Linked DNA regions of Mus musculus: regions 2 and 3 are each linked to region 1. Evidence: chromatin contacts called from ENCODE Hi-C or POLR2A ChIA-PET data. All regions are on one chromosome and are shown on one strand. The core of a region is the stretch at or near the end of the contact, and the rest is flanking DNA. Distances in the headings are between cores, read along the strand shown.

Region 1 (4,305 bases), core at 607-3,106:
CCTATGTGGTTTCAAGTGATTTTTCTGTTTTATAACCATCAGTAGTGCTGCAGCGTAAGTACCATCTTCTCCATTTTACAGATGAATAAACTGAGGCACAGAGAGGTTAAATGACTGGCACTGGTGCTTACAACCGAGCTCACTCTGAATTCTGCAGCCATTGTTCTTAACACTGTACTTTCAGGGTGTTACACTACATATGTGTAATATATATATATGTATATATATATACACACAAATATATGTATATATATACACACATATACATATATATATGTATGTATGTATATGTATATATATTTCCATGATTAAAAACAAAACAAAATGAAAAACAAGTAATTAGTTTTGGTCTTTTACTCTTTTTATATATACCCTGTAGCTCTTTCAGAGGTATGTTCTAGATTTCAAACAAAAATAGTGCTCAAATCTATTTATATAGTCCTAACTTCTTTTTTGAAGCCAGGGCCTTGTGCATGCTAGACCACTCCTCTACTACCGAGCTAAATCTCCAGCTGTAATCATATCTTTATGAGTATTGAGTTGCTTCATGCATTGTTTATTGTCTTATTAGACCTGGACATTATGTGTATTTCTAGAGGGCATTGTTTTTGGATTTGAATGCAATTTAAATGTACCATAGATATCTACATTATTATACAACCCAAAGTTAGATTGTAACAATGTACTAACAAGGCAAAGAAGAGATACTAAACAGTCTAGTGTCAGGTCAGTTTCAGAGACCCCAGATTCAGACTCAGTTGTGTCTATAACACGTGTGTGTGTGTGTGTGTGTGTGTGTGTGTGTGTGTGTACACACACGGGCACGAAGTGTTCCTTTGTTGGGCTTGGAATACTTTTAAAACAAACACACACCATACCCACAGACCTAACATTTATGCTTCCAAAGACCGACTAAAAATGATGGCTTTAATCCATAGCTCCCAGCATAGCCGGTGAGCAGTCCTGTCAAGGTCTGTAGGTTGAAGGACTTGTTCTTCTTTCAGTCTAAACAGTGAACTAAACTCAGTCTGAAACAATTCTTGCACCTTTTCTGCATCCATTTAAGATGATCTTTGTCAGTTTTTAAAGCAACATGAAAGCAAAATAAGTCTATTCAATGCCTTTTCCTGTCTTGTCAAATTCAGGCTTGTGCTCTCACTTATTGAAGCTGTTGTTTATTTGTAAATGCTTAAGATAGTTTATTTTTAAATGGCCCTGCAACTTCCCTCCCCTTGAGAGGTTTGGCAAGACGGATTTGTTTTATATTTTTATCTGCATTTGCTCAGTAGTCAAACTTTGGCCCAGAAAATCTTAATCACTTGGAGACTTCCCTTGTTGTGTAGCAAAGAGCGGAGACTGGAGACTGAGTGGTGTCGGTCACCTGGGAAGGAGGGACCCCACTCTAACATCAGGGGGGCTGGCTGCCAGAACGCAAAGTTGGCTTTTTTTTTTTCAACTGGAAACTCGGGCGGGATGGGCGGCGACCGGGTCCAGCCACGCAGCTAAGGAGTAAGCGAGCCTCAGAGAACTCTATAGAGAGCCGGGGCGGTGCGAGCCAGGCTCGGACCCAAGCTTGGCAGCCCACTCGCTCCAGCAGCGCCTCCCAAAGCCAGACGCAGCTTTCCATTGAAGGTGCAGAGACCCCCCCACCCCCAGACCTGGGCTCAGCCGCACCCGTCGCTCGCCCCTTTTTCTTCCCTCCCTAGCTGCACACAGACAAGCACGTGAGCGGGGCAGCTCGTCCCAGCTGGGGCTCAGCTGACCTCCTCCTGATTGGCTGAGAGCAACGTGGGCTGGGGTGGGGCCTGGCCGCCTGCGTCCTTCACCATTGGCTCTCCGGGAACCCGCCTCCGCTCAGGTGAGGCGGGCCCGCGGGCGCGCGCGTTGGGTGCTGAGCGGGCGCGCGCACCCCTCGGCTTTTCCCTCCCCTCGCCGCGCGCCCGAGCGCGCCTCCGCCCTTGCCCGCCCCCTGCCGCTGCTTCAGCGCCTCAGTGCACAGAGCCTCCTCGGCTGAGGGGACGCGAGGACTGTCCTCGCCGCCGTCGCGGGCAGTGTCTAGCCAGGCCTTGACAAGCTAGCCGGAGGAGCGCCTAGGAACCCGAGCCGGAGCTCAGCGAGCGCAGCCTGCAGCTCCCGCCTCGCCGTCCCGGGGGGCGTCCCGCCTCCCACCCCGCCTCTGGACTTGTCTCTTTCTCCGCGCGCGCGGACAGAGCCGGCGTTTAGGCCCGAGCGAGCCCGGGGGCCGCCGGCCGGGAAGACAACGCGGGCACCGATTCGCCATGGAGGGCGCCGGCGGCGAGAACGAGAAGAAAAAGTAAGCCGGGCCGCCGCGTTCCGTGGACTGGCTTTTTTTTTTTTTTTTTTTTTGTCTCCGCTCCCCTTCCGTCCCCCCCAGCCTCACGCGCCGGGCTCCCCCGCGGTCCACGTCGCCATCTTGGCGCTGGGGGTGGGAGTCGCGGGCCCTGCGCTCGGCGGGGCTGGGGTCTCCGCCCCGGACACCCGCCCCGCGCCGTCGCAGCCCAGCCTGCCCCGCGCGCCCATCCGGCCGAGCCGGCCAGGGCCGAGTACGCCTCTAGCTCCCGCGCCTTCCCTCCCCGTCCTCCGCGTTAGCCGCGAGCAGCGGGCCCCGGGCGGACCCTGTGCGCGCTGCCAGCTTCCTGGGGTCGAGGCCCTCCGAGGCCGACCCGGGGCTCCCCCGAGCCGCCTCGCTGCGCCGCGGCCGCCGTTGCCTTTGTAGGTTAGGGAGTTTCTTCTGGGGGCCCGAAGACGCTAACTTTCTAGTTTGCACGTGCGGGTTTGGTTGTAATCTGGAAAAACTTGCCTCCATCAGAGTAACGGGAATTTAGGAAAATGGCATCATTGTAAACAACTTCCAATTTCTACAAACTTGTGTTTGCATCACCTGTCAGGAGAGCCCAGACGTTATGTATCAATATGTGGCTGCCTCGTTCACTCCTGAAAATAACTTACGGATAGTTTTGGTTAAATTTAGGCCGGTAATTTCATGGAGTGGGGGCTATATATGATGAAAGCCGTCGGTTAAAATACTGAAAATTTATTGGAACACCTGAAAAGAATTGTTTCCAAAAACCATACATCTGAAGTGTGAAATCTTCCATGAGAATTCAGTGTAAGTTTATGAAACATCTTGTGGTTTGAGTCTAAGGAGAACATTTTAGAATTGAGTACAGCTAGTGGTGGTAAGATCGACCCCTGCCGCCAGCACACAATTTTGTCTACTTCGATATTTTAACCTTGAGAAAATCAGTTTAAGGAGTTGAAGGTTTGTAGTAAGAGCTGTGGTTACAAGGCTGGCTTAATTTGCTGTTAAGTCCTTCTAGTCTTCTGGAAGAGATTAATTCCCCTTATCCATATCAGCAGAAGAGATAAACTTACTCATTTTCCTGCTGTTCTGGACACCCCTTCCTTGTCTTGGTCTTTATTCCATAAAAGGTCCAGGTCTTAGTTTGTGTGCACCCAAAGGAAGCACTTTGGAAATGTTTTAAAGTGTTCATGCAAGTCTAGACTTAACTCCACGAGTTACCAGAATTAGTTGCAATTAATTTTGCAGAACTGACTACAATGCTTTTGATGAAATGATGGGCTGCTATTCTCTAAACCTTAGGCAGATTGCCATTGTGTACTCACTGTCCTTATTAAATGCTAAATTATATTAATACACTACACCAAGTTATACACCAATCACTTCTCTTTCTTATACGCTGATTTTTTTTTAATTTAAATCAAAAGTAGTTTCATAATGGATAAGTAAGCTAGTTGTGTATCGGGCCCAGTTCTAAATGGTTTTTAGGCTTTCCTCAGAGCCATCTGTTAATTTTTTTCTCATTTGAGATGTTAGCAGCTTTAGATCAGATGGGATTATATTTCTTAATATAGAGGTTCTTAATATCACTAAAAGATAATAAACATGAGTGATGGGCCACTCAACAACACTTATAGGTGCCATTTATTAAATATGTCTTTTTGTAATCACAATTTCATTGAAAGATTGAGAAGTAAAAACTTTCTTTCTCCAATTATTCCACCTTAAATGAGCCTCCAAAGTGAACCTGGGGGAAAGGATTTGGCTTTTTTAAATAGAGAGTATAGAAAACTCAAACCTTGAAGATTTGGAAGAAAGCAGAACAGAAAATGCATAATAGATTTAATAGGAGGTATGTGCTGTTGACTCTTAGCTGTTAGGGCTAAGCGTGATTGACCTAGTATGTGTATGGACTCTTAGATTGCAGAAGAATGTCAAGCTCGTTTTGTTCCTAGCTGAACTTTTCGAAGCCCCCCCCCCCC
Region 2 (4,305 bases), core at 474-2,973, 120 kb before region 1:
GACTTCTAGGAATAAGAGTGAAAGCACCTTCCTACCCGTGCAGAACTCCAGGGTAAAGATCTGTTTGGGGAGGCGTGTGTTAAAAGAAAGTCCTTTTCTGGGATTGAAGGGACGCATGGTTTTTAGTATTAAAGGTTCGATGTGTGCACTTGCTCCATTTTCCAGTGGTCCTGGGCTGGTCCACATGGGTTAGTCGCACATCTTCTCCCACGTCGATGTCTAGTGAATTCAATGCTAGTTTAAAGTCGGTGGCGGTGGGAATATTTATACTATAGAAATGGGAAAGTACTAAAAATAAGGCCCTTTATTATCGTGATTACTTCAGAAAGCCCAACAGCACATCCCTGGAATTCAAGTAGTGAGAAAATTTTGCTCGGATGACTAGCAGTGAACAGAGGAGCTACGGTCCAATAAAATCCATTTACATTCCAAGTAGAAATGGGTTTAGCTGGGCTCTGCTTTTTACCAGCTGTTGCCAGCGGGGCCTGGGGGAGACTGGATACTGAAACCACTGGGGACCTTAGTTTCCTTGTGTATAAAATAAAAGTACTAATCACCTGCGAGAACACTCTTGAGGACCAAATGAGATAATGCCCTAGTCACTTGCTAAACTAAACTCCCTCTCTTGGGTGCACATTTCAACAAGTACCAGAAACAAAGAGCATACCTTTGAATCACAGAGTTTTCTTCAGTTTTCTTGATCTCCCAGAGAACAAGGATGAAACAAAGTCAAAGATGGCAGGCTGTGAAGAGAAGAGGGGAGCAGCGTTGGGAGCGTTGCCTGTGGTCTACATTTGCAGCTACAACTTAGACCCGATGCAAAGAGTTGGTGGAGAAAATTAGCAAGGTATTGTATGTGTGGCTCCCAGCCTGCACTGGAGAAGCTTCCTTCTGCAGCCAATGGGAACCATTACAGAGATGCACCACGGTCAAGTACAGGGCATTAGTGCCTTGCCCAGTAAGTATATCTACAATGCAACCTTATACCTAAGACTCAAGAAACATTGCAGAAGAGGGAACAGAAAGACTGTAAGAACCGGAGGGACCAGGACGTCTGCTGTTAGACTAGGTCTTTTAAACATGACAGTGCTGCTACATCCATAAATCTCAATAATAATGGTTGCCTTTAATACCTGCATATTGACAACACCTGTTGAGATGCTAGTGAGGATGAGGCAAATTTCACAAGGCAGATGAAGAGTTACAGGTGATCAATGTCTTCTAAGAGAAGATAAGTAAGTTTTCTCCAGGGATAAAACTCCTGGAGATGGGTTTTCCAGTTCCAAGTGGCCAACCCCAAACATCCACCTACATAAGAGGAACACTAAATGGACTCAGTGAGGTAGGTATGTGTGTGTGCACGTACATGGGAAGAGTTGCCAGGAGGAGAGGGAAAGGTAGGTAGGATGATGTAAATATAATGCTTACAGATGCAATTCTCAACACAATTACATTTAAAGGGGAAGCGTTCTCAGAGGTCAGATACACAGCTGTTTGGAATGAAGTCTTGGATGAAGCATTGAAGAAATGGCCCGGAAGTAAAGGGTGGGGAGGAGAGAGTTAAAGTTTTTACCACCCTCCTCAAGATAAGACATGGCCTAAGGGGGCTTCTCTGTTTATCTTGCACCCCATTAAAGCACCAGACCAGGCCCTGTGAGGAGCACCATGTGCTGTGGATAAGCTCTGCAGAGTCACGGGCTCAACAAACCTCCCTTCTGGCTCACTGCCTTCTCAGAGTGTTAGCACCCAGCTGGAATTCCCAGGATGTGCTTCTGGAGATGGCCTTGATTTCAGGGACTGCCAGCAGCAGCTGCCAAGTGCACGCTATGGGCTATAAAGACTGTGAACTTGGGGGCCAGGAGACATGGGTATAAAACCTTACTGGGCATTCACCCTGCACTGTTCCCAACCTTCACCCTCATCAGTTAAGTGGTACAATAGATCGAATGTCTCTTCTACAAAACGCTTGAGACCAACAGTGCTTAATGTCTGGGGAGTAGGGATATTATCACCCACCTGATAAGACTGTGAAGAGAAAAATAGAACGACTTGTAAACCTCTAACTCTCATTACAAATTTCAGTTATTCTTTTAGCATGACTAAGGAATTAATTTTATAAGTAGGGTGTTTTTTAGAAGTTTCATTTCTTTTTTTAAAAAAAAAAAGTGTGTGTGTGTGTATACCATATCTCCCTCGGGTGTAAAAGTCAGAGGGCATCTTTCAGGGATCTGTTGTCTCCTTATACCATGTGGACAACAGTATCGAACTCAGGTCTTCAGGATTGAAAACAAGCACCTTTACCCAATGAGTCTTCTTGACATCTCCCAAAGTAGGGCCTCTTAGCTTAGGATTTCTCTGGCTGAAGATACCAAAAGCATCAATCAAGGACAGGAGAGGGAGGGAGGGAAAGAAGGAGAGGGAGAGAGAGAGGAGAAAGAGAGATGAAAGAGGTCATTTTCCACTTTATAGTAGAGTAGTGTAGAGTCCAAGTAATGTGTCTAAGAGCAGGCCCCTATCTCTTGCTTTATTCCCAGAATCCTCCACTCCCATTAGCTTTTTATTTTGCTAGGAAATAATAATGTACCTAGAACCAGGAACTGTGGTGTAGCCTACTTGTCTAGCATGAACAAAGACCTTGGGTTCGATCCCTAGCACTGTATAAAACTGGCTGTTAAAATGCATGCCTAGAATCCCAGCCCTGCAGGAGTGGAGGCAGGATGGTCAGAAGTTCAAGAGCATCTTTGACCACATAGTCAGCTCAAGGCTAACCTGGGCTACTTGAGACCATGTCTCAAAAACAAAAGCATCTTAGAACTGCTTTTATGAGTCTGTTTTTTTTTTTCAATGTTCATTTTTTATGGGGTAGGGCATCATTGAACGGGAAAAATCTGGCATTTGTCCTTGCTCCCCTGCACATTTCTCACTGTCTTCCATGAGGTTTTCCATTCTAAATGAAAACCACTATCCTACAGAGACAGCATACTCTCTGCACGGAGACACACAGATACCTAGATAAAACACAGGCACTTCCAAACCAGTGCCATAGCTCCGAGAAGGTCAGGTATAGGTCACAGCAGCTTTCTGTGTCAGTCAAGAGTCAAGGCAGAGTAGGAACATAAAAAGCATCTTAGTGACACGTGGGGCTTGCTCCTTTCTCAGCCAACCCTCCTGTTAGGGGAATCTGCGAAAGCCTGTGTTTCCCAGCTGACTTAATGCCACATACCGCTTCCTTATGACTCTTGTGGCCTGCCCAACAACCCCCTGGCCCTGGCTGATGACATGCAGAGGCTCAGAAAGAGATGAACTCCTGCTTCCAAGAGGGATCTAAAGGCATGCTGGGAACATTGTGTCTGGAATCCTGTGCTCAGCTGCTCAGGAATGCTGGTTTGGGCAACTTTCTGGTTTGACTTACAGGAAGGGCCGATGGGGACCAGCAGGAATGTTGTAACAGCTCACATCACCTTGGAAAAATACTCTTCAGTGCAGCCCGGCATTGTAAGTCCAGGAAGCAGCTGCTGATGAATCAGCAGCCTCCTCTTTCTTGTGGCTTCAGGAAGTGTGTCCACCGCCTCACCCATCTCCTCTCCAGGGAGAGTTCCCTGTGCCAGCCACGTACAGGCTTTACTGGAAGGGATGCAGAGAGGACTCCTTGCAGATATTCTAAGTACACAAGGGAGTAGATAAGGGCTGGGGAGGAGGGGCCTCTAGGCCCCAGGCTCTACCTGGGGCTCTTGGAAATATTTTCCAGCTTTTAGTATAGAAAATCATGTGGCTGGTAACTCTCTTGTCTGGAGTTCAAAACAGTAAAAGTAGGTGGAAATCTCCACGGATGGGACGGCAACGTCGGCGCTTGGTTCACTGCGACTCCACCCTGTACCTGCAGAGCCAGAAAGATCTGAGGAGCTTGTAGGTTAATCTCGTGATGAGGCAGCCGTTTGTGCTCCCCTGGAACTGCTGGTCTGCTCTACCTGTCCTGCTGCAGTCTGAACAGGGGACATAAAGACAAAGAGTGCGAGCTGAGGGACTGACTCTGACTTCCTCATAATGCCAACTCCAAAGAAGTCCCTGCAAGCGCTAACTTTGGCCTCGGTTATGGGCCAGAGCCCACGTTTTATATATGTTATGAGGAAACATCTAAGAAGTCCAAGGTCTGAGGAGAGAGATGGAACAAACCTCGGAGGCTTAAAAGTTTTTCAGACTGCTCCCCTCATAGAGTAGGAAGCAAAGAGCCCATGAGGCAAGTGACTTGGCAGGGGTGCATGCGCAGAGACGATGCCGCTGCCTTCCCGAGTCTCCCTCTGATTT
Region 3 (4,305 bases), core at 597-3,096, 97 kb before region 1:
AGGTAAAATGGGGCCACATAGATGGTCCCCAGGTTACTGTCCTTATAGGAAGATGCAGTTGGGACCTAGATACCTACAAAACAAAAACTGTGAGGCAGGGGGAGAGGTGGATGAGAGAGGCTGCTGTCTGCAGACCTAGAAGAGAGGTCTGTCCTACCTCACTCCCACTGGCATCCAGCTTTCAGAATTGTGAGGAAATAGTTTTGAGAGGCTGGGTACATAGGTCAGTGGTAAAGCTCTCATCTGGCTTGTGCAGGTCCCTAAGGTCTATCCCTAGCACCAAAATAATAAACAACCCAATGTTGTCTAAGCTACTTAGCCTATGATTCTTGGCTATAACAGCCCTAGTGAAATAATACAGCCTCCAGTCTGGGCTTCATGCTTTTCTTTCCTTTCTCTCTCTCTCTCTCTCTGTGTGTGTGTGTGTGTGTGTGTGTGTGTGTGTGTGTGTGTGTGTGTGTCTGTGTGTCTGTCTGTCTGTCTGTCTGTGTGTGTATATATGTGTGACTAGGTGTGTGTATGTGGTGTGTGTGTGTGTCTGTATGTCTGTGTGTATGTGCTATATGTGTCTGTGTATATATATGTGTATCTATGTGTGTCTGTGTGTATGTAGTATATGTGTGTCTGTGTGTATATATCTCTGTGTTCAAGTCTGTGCATGTGTGTGCATTGGCAGAAGTGTGGAAGTCAGCCTTCTGTCTTGTTTGAGACAGAGTCTCTAATTATTTCACCCCTATATATGCCAGGTTAAATCCAGATAGGTCTAAAAGTTATGGTCCCTTTCCTGAAATTCATATTTGGCTGGTTCTTCTATAGTTCACCAGGCAACTGTAACTCCACAGGACCATCTATAACTTATAGTGAGTGGCCTGAACCACAGTGAACTGGAGAAGGCATCCTCCCACCCCCACCCCAGGTAACATACTAGCAAAAGATAGTGACGTTTGATCGCCAGCATTTGGTGTCCTTCCTAAATGCAACCAATCTTTATCCACAGTTTAAAATCACATAAGGAGCTTTGAAAAATGCTCATAATATATTCCCAGCTAACAGACATAGGATAGAGATAACTGAACAGGGAATTGGGAAGGTAGGATGGGAAGGAAGGCGAGACCAGTATATGGCTACACACAGATGCCAGCCCTGCACTTGACCCACTCTGAGACTTGGGGTCTTGTCTTCTATCTCTACCACTGGCACACTGCTGTCGTAGCTCAGTCCTGTTGAAAGATAAAGGGGAAGAAGGACTCTACAGAAGAGCTCAGACAGGATCTCTGGGCAGTCCTGAATCCGGTCTCTACATTCTATTCCTTTAAAAGGAAATGTCAACGTTTCCAAGCAGTGACCGTGAACTCCAGCCCCGTGAGGGTGAGTCAGGACAGGCCTCACCAGGCCGGGCTCCTGCAATGTAAACTTCCAGCAGGCTCCAGTATCCTCTCAAAAACCACTCCCAACCTTGTTGAAATGCTTGGATTCCCCACTCTGCTTCAGTCCAGCATGCTGGTCTCTGTGTATATTTGGTCCCTAGCATCCTTAGATGTTCCGTTGCATATCCACACATGGTTTTAAGTTTCCGCAAAGTGGCTCAGACATATACATTTCACTTTCTTCTCTCCAGGGTTTTCTGGGACTCTCAGCCCCCCCCCCCCCCCCACTGCTGTCTTCTCCCTCCCTGATTTCTGCCCAGTTTTTTGCCAGCGATTTTATGTGCTGTCACTGGCAGACTGGTCAGAAGCACATCATTAATCATAGCCACTGGGATAACTTGTCCAGGAACCGCCAAGGCCAGCCTTGAATGGCTGCCGCCCAGCGCTGCCTCTTCCTTCAGCTCTAAGTTCCATGATATCATTAGCATTCGGCCCTGGCAGGTGGCCAATGCCTTAACTGGGGATTCTCAGCTCTCTGTAAGTTTTTAAAAATGCTTTGGTGATGGGGGGAGGGAGACTTGTACTTTTCCAGCACAGAAAAAGGGATGCTAGTTAGTTCATGGAAGCTTCCAGTAACGTTAAAGTTCACTTGTTTTTATTGTGATAATTGAATGGTGTTCAGTAATGTTCTTCCTATAATAAGATTCAAAAAATTTCCTCCTTAGGGAGGAAAATTTGGAAGAAGGAAATACAAAGGAGAGGGTCAGCTCAGCAATACTTTCCTTGCAACACGAGGATCCCAGAATTGCATAGGAGTATCTGCACTTCGTTTAATAAATGGATCCCTATAAATTTCATGTAAATGGAATGTGTAAGAATTTAAATCATTCTAAGTGCAGCTGTATTAAGGCAGCCTGGCATGACTCGCTTTATCAAGGGAATTATCTTGATGCAATAGACAGCATCCTGTGGAGCACACTGATCATTGTTATAAGTCTGAATTTTGCATAGGGCTGATTCTCATAAGATCGGGGAGAGGGGGGTCTCTCTTATAATGACAACTATTCTAAGATCACAGATGTTCTCAGGCTCCGAAGAGGAACTTTTCCAAAGCTTTCTATGGAGTATGACTAGCTACTAGGATGCCATGGGAGGTTAAACGCAGACAACTGTCACCCAGAATCCTCCTGTTCTATTTCCAGAGAGATGCAAGAAGTTACCAGTGAGTGAAGGAAGGGAGAGATGATGGCAGACACTCTGAGGCTAGAAGCATGAGCTGGGGTCATAGTAACACAGCTCTGCCTTTGTCCTCTAACCAGGGATTGCCGAAGAATCGGTATCTCACATCTCACACACGCACACACACACACACACACACACACACACACACACACACACACACACTTAGACACACATTCCTGCCCGTTGTTAGAATTTAGGTGTGAAGTGTATATTATGTGATTCCTACATTAAAAAAAAAGGGGAGGGGGCTAACTTCCAACTTTACCTCAGGAAGCCTTTCAAAGAAAAGATGTATTTGAGGGTTATAAATACTATGTTATTTAATTCCTAAGTACTGGTGAGATGTGCAGGATTGGGAGCCCCCGGCAGGTTGCCCACCTGTTCTCTGCTATCTTCCTAAGGTAACCCTGAGTCAATGTGGTGAAGGGAGATGAATAACTACAACATTCTCTTTTCCTTGTGTTCTCTCAGGCAACTGTGGCTCAGAAGGTAGAGGCACAAGGCACAAGATTAAACTTGAGAGATGCTTAAGAGGGGTTTAGACTGCGTGTGTGGGGTTTTTCCTCCATCTTTCCCCCCTTGTTCTTGCTTCCTGCTTCCTGCTTGGAGTGCTGTCAGAATGGCTAGGTTTCTGGCACCAACTTGCAACCACCACCACCCTCACCCCCAAAGCTACAAGCTAACATCTGTGAAGCAAAGACAGCGAATGCTCGATAGCTTTGGAATGCTCGCCTACGGTTTTACTTGATTAAATGAAAGAAAAATAAATTATCGTATTTAAGCCTGTGTTTGCTTGCTGATGGCTATTGTGATTAGCATCTGACCCAAGCCCTAACTGGTATCCCCGCTAGGCATAAGCTCTAGAAATCTAATTCCCACACACATGCATCTCCACTTCCTAGGGCAATGGGAGCAAATCAGGGGTCCTAGAGCAACTGCCTGCCCTTGAGTATTTGTCTAGAACCATAGTCTTCTTAGTGCCTGGTGCTGACATCCAACGCATGACCTGGTTGGGAGCCCTCTCCATACACAGATGGAACACGTTGACTGACTGACTGTTCCTCAACCATTTCTCAGGGAACTGTTTCCCAGCGATCGAAGGGTCTTCACCTCTCTCCCTTCCCCAGGGTGGCATCAGTACAGAGCTTTTGAGAGATCTAAAGTGCTGTCCGATTTAAAAAAAAAAAAAAATTGAAAATGATAGGTTAAAATGGAAAGAAAGAACCCGTACATTAAGCTGCATTTTAAAGACTGTGTTTTTGATAGTGAAGTGCGAGCATTTTTTTTTCTTCAAGGAGACAGGAAAGACATTATTAAATGGCAGGAAATGGTGATCTCAAATTCCTTTTGCAAAAATATTGTTTACTGACTGTAAAAAAAAAAACCAAGTGTAACTTTGTAACTAATTGGACTAATTGAAACAGTTTATAAAGGTTAAACATTGAGAATTCTTTCCCAGAAGAGCACAGTAAATAGCCTTTTCACCCTGCTGTTCACAGCAAGTATGTTCAGCATGTAAGGTTGTCTGAGTGGCCTCTTGCTTTATATCCTTACAGGTTTTGAAAACCTTGTTTTTCCTCCCTCAAGTTCCTATCTTGGATATTACCCAAAATCTGTACGTATCTGTTAATCTGGTTCTATTCAAGGTGGTAGCATGATACTTATTCCAATATCCTTCCCTTAAAAATAAAAGTGT

What was found. Hi-C counts contacts between places; a loop is a spot of excess contacts on that map. ChIA-PET counts read pairs that join two places held with the same protein, here RNA polymerase II (POLR2A).
Region 2: a map of heart shows a loop between it and region 1 (4-fold over the local background). The contact joins the enhancer-like site here to the promoter of Hif1a in region 1. A Hi-C loop is called at or near these places in 11 of 37 maps with a recorded cell type or tissue (T-helper 17 cell, gastrocnemius, heart and 1 more). POLR2A ChIA-PET finds 5 or more read pairs at or near these places in 2 of 5 experiments (Patski and embryonic stem cell).
Region 3: a map of gastrocnemius shows a loop between it and region 1 (2.6-fold over the local background). The contact joins the enhancer-like site here to the promoter of Hif1a in region 1. A Hi-C loop is called at or near these places in 2 of 37 maps with a recorded cell type or tissue (Patski and gastrocnemius). POLR2A ChIA-PET finds 5 or more read pairs at or near these places in 1 of 5 experiments (Patski).

The regions. Positions count from the first base shown.
Region 1 is chr12:73,906,011-73,910,315 of GRCm38, forward strand. It overlaps Hif1a (hypoxia inducible factor 1, alpha subunit), which reads left to right and starts at 1,857. Exons shown (of 15, transcript NM_010431.2): 1 at 1,857-2,314. The coding sequence starts at 2,280.
Region 2 is chr12:73,787,358-73,791,662 of GRCm38, forward strand. No RefSeq gene overlaps it. Among named protein-coding and RNA genes, the nearest start is that of Gm8075, 6.1 kb to the right of the region's middle. Within about 2 kb of position 1,724, at least 1 of the 3 ENCODE cell types and tissues checked has a DNase peak (open chromatin) inside an H3K27ac peak, as active enhancers do; it is heart, where a contact is called at or near this core.
Region 3 is chr12:73,808,777-73,813,081 of GRCm38, forward strand. No RefSeq gene overlaps it. Among named protein-coding and RNA genes, the nearest start is that of Gm8075, 15 kb to the left of the region's middle. Within about 2 kb of position 1,847, at least 2 of the 3 ENCODE cell types and tissues checked have a DNase peak (open chromatin) inside an H3K27ac peak, as active enhancers do; they include gastrocnemius, where a contact is called at or near this core.